Linked DNA regions of Homo sapiens: regions 1 and 2 are each linked to region 3. A link is a loop called in an ENCODE intact Hi-C map of the cell type or tissue named here. Cell type or tissue: endothelial cell of umbilical vein. All regions are shown on one strand.

Evidence for each region. Peaks named below come from ENCODE experiments on the same cell type or tissue, not always from the same donor. Only the 100,000 strongest peaks of a DNase experiment are listed, where the experiment ranks them.
Region 1: a loop joins it to region 3, with 8 times the contacts of the local background. A loop is called at or near these places in 37 of 110 quality-filtered maps.
Region 2: it touches region 3 in a loop (12-fold over the local background); 10 of 110 quality-filtered maps call a loop at or near these places.

What each region holds. Positions count from the first base shown.
Region 1 is chr10:119,488,974-119,491,473 of GRCh38, forward strand. No RefSeq gene overlaps it. Among named protein-coding and RNA genes, the nearest start is that of RGS10, 52 kb to the right of the region's middle. In endothelial cell of umbilical vein, a CTCF peak has its summit at 959; a DNase peak (open chromatin) is centred at 928.
Region 2 is chr10:119,138,229-119,140,728 of GRCh38, forward strand. No RefSeq gene overlaps it. Among named protein-coding and RNA genes, the nearest start is that of SFXN4, 26 kb to the right of the region's middle. In endothelial cell of umbilical vein, a CTCF peak has its summit at 1,402 (motif pointing right); no DNase peak of the experiment used is centred here.
Region 3 is chr10:119,198,158-119,200,657 of GRCh38, forward strand. No RefSeq gene overlaps it. Among named protein-coding and RNA genes, the nearest start is that of GRK5, 8.2 kb to the right of the region's middle. In endothelial cell of umbilical vein, CTCF peaks have their summits at 493 (motif pointing left) and 1,437; a DNase peak (open chromatin) is centred at 1,444; H3K27ac peaks cover 548 bases.

The DNA.
Region 1 (2,500 bases), 290 kb after region 3:
TTTGGAAATACACTTTTAAAATAAAGTGATGGGAGGCTGGGTGCAGTGCTTCACACCTGTAATCCCATCACTTTGGGAGGCTGAGTCGGGTGGATCACCTGAGGTCAGGAGTTTGAGACCAGCCTAGCCAACAAGATGAAACCCCATCTGTACTAAAAATACAAAAATTAGCCAGGCATGGTGGCATGCGCCTATAATCCCAGCTACTTGGGAGGCTGAGGCATGAGAACCCAGGAGATGGAGGTCGCAGTGAGCCAAGATCATGCCACTGCACTCCAGCCTGGGTGACAGAGCAAGACTCTGTCTCAAAAATAAAAATAAAATAAAGTGGTGGGAAAGAGAGACGTTTAGTATCTCAGCCACACTAAACCTTTAAGCCTCTGTGCACACAGCCAGTCATTTCTTGATCTCTTTGTTAATATAACTTTAGTATCAGGCAGTTTGTTGTACAAAGTCCTGCAGTTCTTCAAGTAATAAACTCACATCAAAACACTGTTTCCGAGCATTAAAAAAATATATAGCATTGATTTAAAAAATGAATGAACTGAACAAAGGTCTCCCACTAATGACCCTCGTGGGATATTTGAGAGGGTTTTGGAGCCAGCAGAGGCCAAACTAGAGAGTGGGGCGGGGTGGGGGCGGGGACGGTAGTCAAAAACGTCAGCGCAAGCCCAGGAAGTACCTCGAAACCTCATCTTCCTGCCCGAAGATGAACTGCCTGAACTGTGCGGGGCAGAAAGGATGGGAGCAGCTGCCCCACCTTCCTGCCCAGTCCCAGCCTCTGGGGAGAGGGTCTCCCCAGGGCACCCTTCTGGGAGAGACAAGGAGAAAAGTTGGTGGGAGGGGACGGTCTGACCAGGATGGGTGCCCAGGGCCTTGGAGGGTCCTCCCGTGCTGCAGGGACCCGCAAGAACCCCGGGAGCTGCCTCCCTCCACAGCTCACCAGCTCCCCCGTGAGCTCAAGCCAGGAATTTCAGGCAGGCTCTCGGGGGTCCCCAGACTTCCTTCTACTCCAAGGAGCCTGGGGAGCCCGGGACCTCCCAGAAAAGCATGTGGGCAGCTCTGCCCTAGGAGACCATGGTTCTTGTCAAGAAAAAGTCACCGAAGTCCAAGAGGCTCCTCCAAAGAATGTCTACTGAATTCCCTTCCCCTTCCTTCGGACACAAAATGTCTGGAGAGGCAACAACCTGGTTCCAGGTTGGAAATGGAGCCATATTACGCTGCTGGGGCACCCACCACTCAGATCTCCCTCTCACTTCTCTGGCTTCCCCCTGCATGTCCCCTTCTGGGCCCAAATCCTCTCCTGAGAGCCCCCCCACCCCTGGTTTCGAGCCTGCAATCATTTGAATGACATTCAGGTCCAGCTGGCTGCCCGTCGATCACGACTCGAACGCGGGGTAACATCGTGTGCATGTGTGTGCGGGGGACTGGGGGGACAGTGAAAGAGTCCCAGGCAAGGATCCAGGAGTCAGACCCGGCCGGGATCTGCTACCCTTCCCTGCGCACCTTAGGCAGACCACACGACCTATCCCTGGTTTGGTGGCCTCATAATAATCACCAAGGTTTATTAAGCCGCTGTGCGCAAGGCACTGTGCTGCGCACATTGCATGTATTATCTCATTGGATTTTATATAGTGCTAGCGTCTGAATGTTTGTGCCGCCCCCGACCCCCGCCCCAAATTCACATGTTGAAACCGAGTCCCCAGTGTGATGATATCAAGAGGCAGGGCCGGCTGGGGCACAGTGGCTCACACCTGTAATCCCAGCACTTTGGGAGGCCAAGGCGGGCGGATCACTTGAGGTCAGGAGTTCGAGACCACCCTGGCCAACATGGCAAAACCTCCTCTCTACCAAAAATACAAAAATTAGCCAGGCGTGGTGGCGCATGCCTGTAATCCCAGCTACTCAGGAGGCTGAGGCAGGAGAATCGCTTGAACCCAGGAGGCAGAGGTTGCAGTGAGCCCATATCATGCCACTGCACTCCAGCTTGGGTGACAGAGCGAGACTCCATCTCAAAAAAAAAAAGAGGCAGGGCCTTTCGCGGGTGATTAGGTCATGAAGGCTCTGGGTCGGCACCTGAATGAATGGGAATCAGTGCTCAGAGACCCTAGGGAACTTGCTTGCCCTTTCCAGCTGAGCATGTGCCCAGCATGTGAGGACATAAAAGGCACCATGGATGAGAAACAGGCTCTCACCAAACACCTCATCTGTCAGTGTCTTTAATCTTGGGCTTCCCAGCCTCCAGAACTGTGAGCAATAAATATCTGTTGTTTTTGAGTTACCCAGGTATTTTGTTATAGCAGATGAAACAGACTAAGGCATAGGGACCAATATTATCCCATCTAATAATTGAGAAAACTTGGGCTTGAAAAGATCCATGATGGCTTACGCAAGCTCACAGGGCTAATAAGCGACGGAGCTGGGATAGAATTTAGGCAGTTGAACTTCATGACATGAACATAACCACAATTCTCATGCTAACCAATAGTAAAATAATAAT
Region 2 (2,500 bases), 60 kb before region 3:
ACCCCATCTCTACTAAAAGTACAAAAATTAGCTGGGTGTGGTGGCACATGCCCGTAATCCCAGCTACTTGCTATTTGGGAGGCTGAGGCAGGAGAATTGCTCGAACCAGGGAGGCGGAGGTTGCAGTGAGCCGAGACTGCACCATTGCACTCCAGCCTGGACAAAAGAGCGAGACTTGGTTTCAAAAAAAAAAAAAAAAAAAAGTTCAAGCCGTCCCCCACACACCCTTTCCTCCCGCCCTAGCCCTCCTCCACTCGCCTTCCTGGAGCTGCCTCTGTAACTTCAGTCTCCTGTCCTTGGAAGATGCCTTCACATTTCTGTCATCTGTTAGCGGTTAAACCTCCACCTGCAGCTGTTGCCCATCTTGTTCTCTAACTTTAATTTTGGTTAGTGTCAGCCTATGGTCAAACTGAGCCATTTACTGATTTTGTCCTTTTAGGCTGTTATGAAACTTTCCTCACCAAATTTGGAAATGAACCATCATACTGGCCTTGGGGAAACAAAACCACAGATAAATTCTTTGGTAATGTGGGGTAGGGTGTGTTGGAAGCATTAGTCCAGTACTCAAATGTTGAGGTACCTACTCTGTGCCATGCCTGTGTTGTATTTTGAACTACCCTGATGGGCAGCAGCTCCCGCTCTCGCGGTGCTGCGCACAGTCCGCTTGGGGAATAGGGTCAGCAAACAGGCTGCTGTAGTGTGGCTAGTGCTAGGCGTGATGTGTGAAACAGAGTGGTATTGGAGCACATAGATGGGGACCCAGTTCAGTGCTGTCAATCCTGGAAGGCCTCCCAGAGGGAGTGATCAATGTCAAAGTCAGGCCTGAAGCATTAAGTAGACATCTACTCAGACCAGAGGAAACAGCTGTGTGAAGGCCCTGAGAAGAGACCACAGCCCATGTGAGGACCTGGAGGGTCTACAGGGAGGGGAGGGAGTGGCAGGATACGAGTATGGGAAAGGCTTGCTGTGGTGAGGAAGGTGGGCTTGATCTTGACGCACTGGGAAGCCATTTAAGGCTTTTCAGGCCCGGTGCGGTGCTCAGGCCTGTAATCCCAGCACTTAAAGAGGCCAAGGTGGGTGGATCGCGGGGACAGGAGATGACAGCCTGGCCAACATGGTGAAACCCCATCTCTACTTAAAAAAAGCAAAACAAAAATTAGCTGGACGTGGTGGCTGGTACATGCCTGTAGTCCCAGCTACTCAGGAGGCTGAGGCACAAGAATCACTTGAACCCAGGAGGTGGAGGTTGCAGTGAGCCAAGATCGCGCCACTGCACTCTACACTCCAGCCTGGGTGACAGAGTGAGACTCCGTCTCAAAAGAAAAAAAAACAGTTGTTCAGCAGGTGTGGTTTAGAAGAGCAGGCTGGAACGTGGACCGGAGGGAGTAGGCAGGAGATGGGCCAGGCAGTGCCAGCAGGGGATGCTGTTGGACTGCGCTGGGTGGTAGCAGTGGGCATATGTGGGTTCCAGACTCCATGTACTGGGCCCTGTCTACTGCATAGGCTGGTAAGGTGGGGAGAGGGCGCCTCCAGTGATCCTGTCTGGTGCACCTGGGGAGGTGGTGGTGTCAATTCCTGAGACTGGGAGGGAGAGCTGATCTCAGGTTCGGATGGGTTGAGTTTGAGGTGTCTGGGACATCCAAATGGCAAAGTACAGCCAAGTAAGCAGCTCAGTGACCAGCCTGAGTGCCCAGCAGTGTGGCAGTGCCACATTCAGGTGGGTCACGGATGAGAGAAATCTTAGCAGAACGGGAGGTGGGGTGGAGACAGTGAGGGCGGACAACTCTTTTAAAGTGTCTGGCTACAGCCAGGCGTGGTGACAGGCGCCTGTAGTCCCAGCCACTCAGGAGGCTGAGGCAGGTGGGTCCTCATTGAGCCCAGGAGTTCAAGGCTGCAGTGAGCTGATTGTGCCAGTGCACTCCAACCTGGGTGACAGCAAGATCCTGTCTCTAATGAGGCAGGTGACAAGCAGTTTATTTCTTTTTGAGACACAGTCGTTCTATTGCCTAGGCTGGAGTGCAATGGCATGACGTCAGCTCACTGCAACCTCCGCCACCAGGGTTCAAGTGATTCTCCTGCCTCAGCCTCCTGAGTGGCTTGGACTACAGGTGCGCAACACCACGCCTGGCTGATTTTTATATTTTTAGTAGACACGGGGTTTTACCATGTTGGCCAGGCTGGTCTCGAACTCCTGACCTCAGGTGATCCACTGACCTCAGGCGATCCACTGACCTCAGGCGATCCACTGGCCTCAGCCTCCCAAAGTGCTGGGATTACAGGCGTGAGCCACCGCGCCTGGCCGACAAGTAGTTTACATACTTCTGGGAAGGACCTGGCAGACAGAGGCTACAGAGCACAGCCCTGAGGAAGCAGAGAGAGGCCCAGAGCCTGGAGGACGCTGGCATTACACGGAGGAAGGATGGGTGTGGGTGCGGGTGTGGGGGGCTCCACTGCTGACCTGTTTCCTGGCGGAGGAGGCAGGGTCCTTTGCCAGAGAGGA
Region 3 (2,500 bases):
TTGAACAATGCGACCTTATTTTGTCAGGTTCTGTTTCGACATGCTGGGATACTGTCCTAGTTCCGGCTACTGTAACAAGTTCCATAGACTGGGTGGCTTACAAACAACAGAAATTTCTTTCACGCAGTTCTAGAGGCTGGAGGTTTGAGATCAGGGAGCCAGCATGATGAGGTTCTGATGAGGGCCCTCTTCTGGGTTGCCCGCTGCTGACTTCTTGTTGTATCTTCACATGGTGGGGAGAGGGTGGAAGAGCTCTCTGAAGTCCCTTTTATAAGAGCACTAGTCCCATTCATGAAGGCTCTACATTCATGACTTAATTCCCTCTCAAAGGTCCCACCTCCTAATACCATCACATTAGGGATTAGAATTTCAATCTGAATTTTGGGGGAACATATTCAGTTCATTGCAGCTACCAAAAAAGTTACTAATGTTGGTATCCAAAAGTCCAACAACCAGCGCCCCCTACTTGCCCGGACTAGCAAGATTCATTCTCGGGACCTCTCGGGAACCCCAAAGAAAACTTTCCGTTTTGTTCATATGGATCCTGGGCAGGCTCTTCACCTTAGGTATCCAGCTCACTGCAGACACCTGCTTCTCCGGTCCCCTCCAGCCCTAGCTCCAGGGGCTTCTCTGGGCTGCTGCTGCTCTCCTTGTACTTACCTCTGGGTCCCGGGAGGATCACATGCCTTTCTCTCAATTCTCCAATCCCAGCTAGGACAGGCAGTCCTTTTAAACTGAAGCCTTAGAAATAACAGACAGAAATTAAAATTACAATGCCGATAAGGCAAACATAAAGCAGGATGTGAGGTAAAAATTCTATCACCTTTTTAGCCCCATACGGACCTCCTTAGGGACTGTTTTTCTCCTTTGAAATACTCCTTCCTCCCTCCTGTGATGCAGGATCTGCTAACTTGGGAGGACACCATGTAGAGCACCCTTGATCTTGCCTCTTTTTCCCCATCCTGGCCCTTCTAGGGTATTAAGAGATGGAGCCTTGAGAGTGACTGGGTCATGAGAATGGAGTCCTCCTGAATAGGATTAGCGCCTCGATAAAAGAGGCCTGAGGGAGCTCTTTTGCTTCTTCTGTGACGTTAGGACGTAGCAACAAGGCACCATCCATGAAGCAGGGAGCTCTCACCAGACACCATATCTGCTGGTGCCCTGATCTTGCATTTTCCAGCCTCCAGAACTACGAGCAATCCATTTCTATTGTTTGTAAGTTACCCAGTCTAAGATGCTTTGTTGTAGCAGCCCTAAAGGACTGGGACACACATTAACCAGTGTCTCCCCAGGCTGACCTGCCTCCCACCTCCCCCAAACAGAGGTCCCATTCAGCCTGGACTGGAGGGGTCTGATTGGTATCCTGGAGCATACGAAGGTTGCGGAGCTTGCAGCTTGCTTTCGCCATTTGGCTGCAGCTCTCCAGAGTTCATGCTAGGTGGCATCCTCTCTCCATGGAGGAGACTAGGACAGCTGCTTGGAGTGAGTGCTCCAACTGTATCTAACTGCTCCTGCACAAGCTCATTTCTATAGCACATCAACTCACAGCTTTGCTCTAAGATGCCACTACAGGAGGACTTGAGCTGCTCCAAACCAACTGGGCAAATTAGATATTATATTCTATTTTATGTAATTGTAAAAAAAGATCATTCTGTGCAATGCATTACATTTAGCATATAACTGGCTAGCTGAGATTTCAATGAAGGAGAAAATATATCCTCCTTTTATCGGGGCCATGAAATATACACATGCATATAATGGCCTATCTTAGGTCAGTAAACGCTTTATTCCGAGGCTTCAAAAATAATTGGACTCAGAGTTTTTGGAGCAAGAGAAAGTTTATGTGGCTGGGCGCAGTGGCTCACGTTTGTAATCCCCGCACTTTGGGAGGCCGAGGTGGGTGGATCACCTAAGTTCAGGAGTTCGAGACCAGCCTGGCTAACATGATGTAACCCCATCTCTACTAAAAATACAAAAAATTAGCCAGGTGTGGTGGAGGGCGCCTGTAATCCCAGCTACTCAGGAGGCTGAGGCAGGAGAATCGCTTGAACCTGGGAGGCGAAGGTTGCAGTGAGCCGAGATCGTGCCACTGTACTCCAGCCTGGGTGACAAGAGTGAGACTCCATCTCAAAAAAAAAAAAAATACATAAATAAAAGAAAGTTTATGCTATCGCAGCAGGAGGGTTGAAACCCTGTGAGCCCACTTCACCTATGAGTCATCTGGTTATAAGGGCTCCTAATGTTGCATTTAATTCAGCCTGCCTCCTCCTCCTCTTAAGAAGGAGTTCTACCATTGATAAGATCGTATCTATATGTCCAATATAGGCTACCATGCAAAACAATTGACTAGCTTTAGGCATGTCATCACCTGATAGATGCTGGTCATAAAGAGACCACAAGTGATGGTCTGGATTCTTTCCTTACCTATATTAACAGGAAATCATTGGCTTTTAAGTAAATTACTGGAAAAGGGGCCGGGCACAGTGGCTCATGCCTGTAA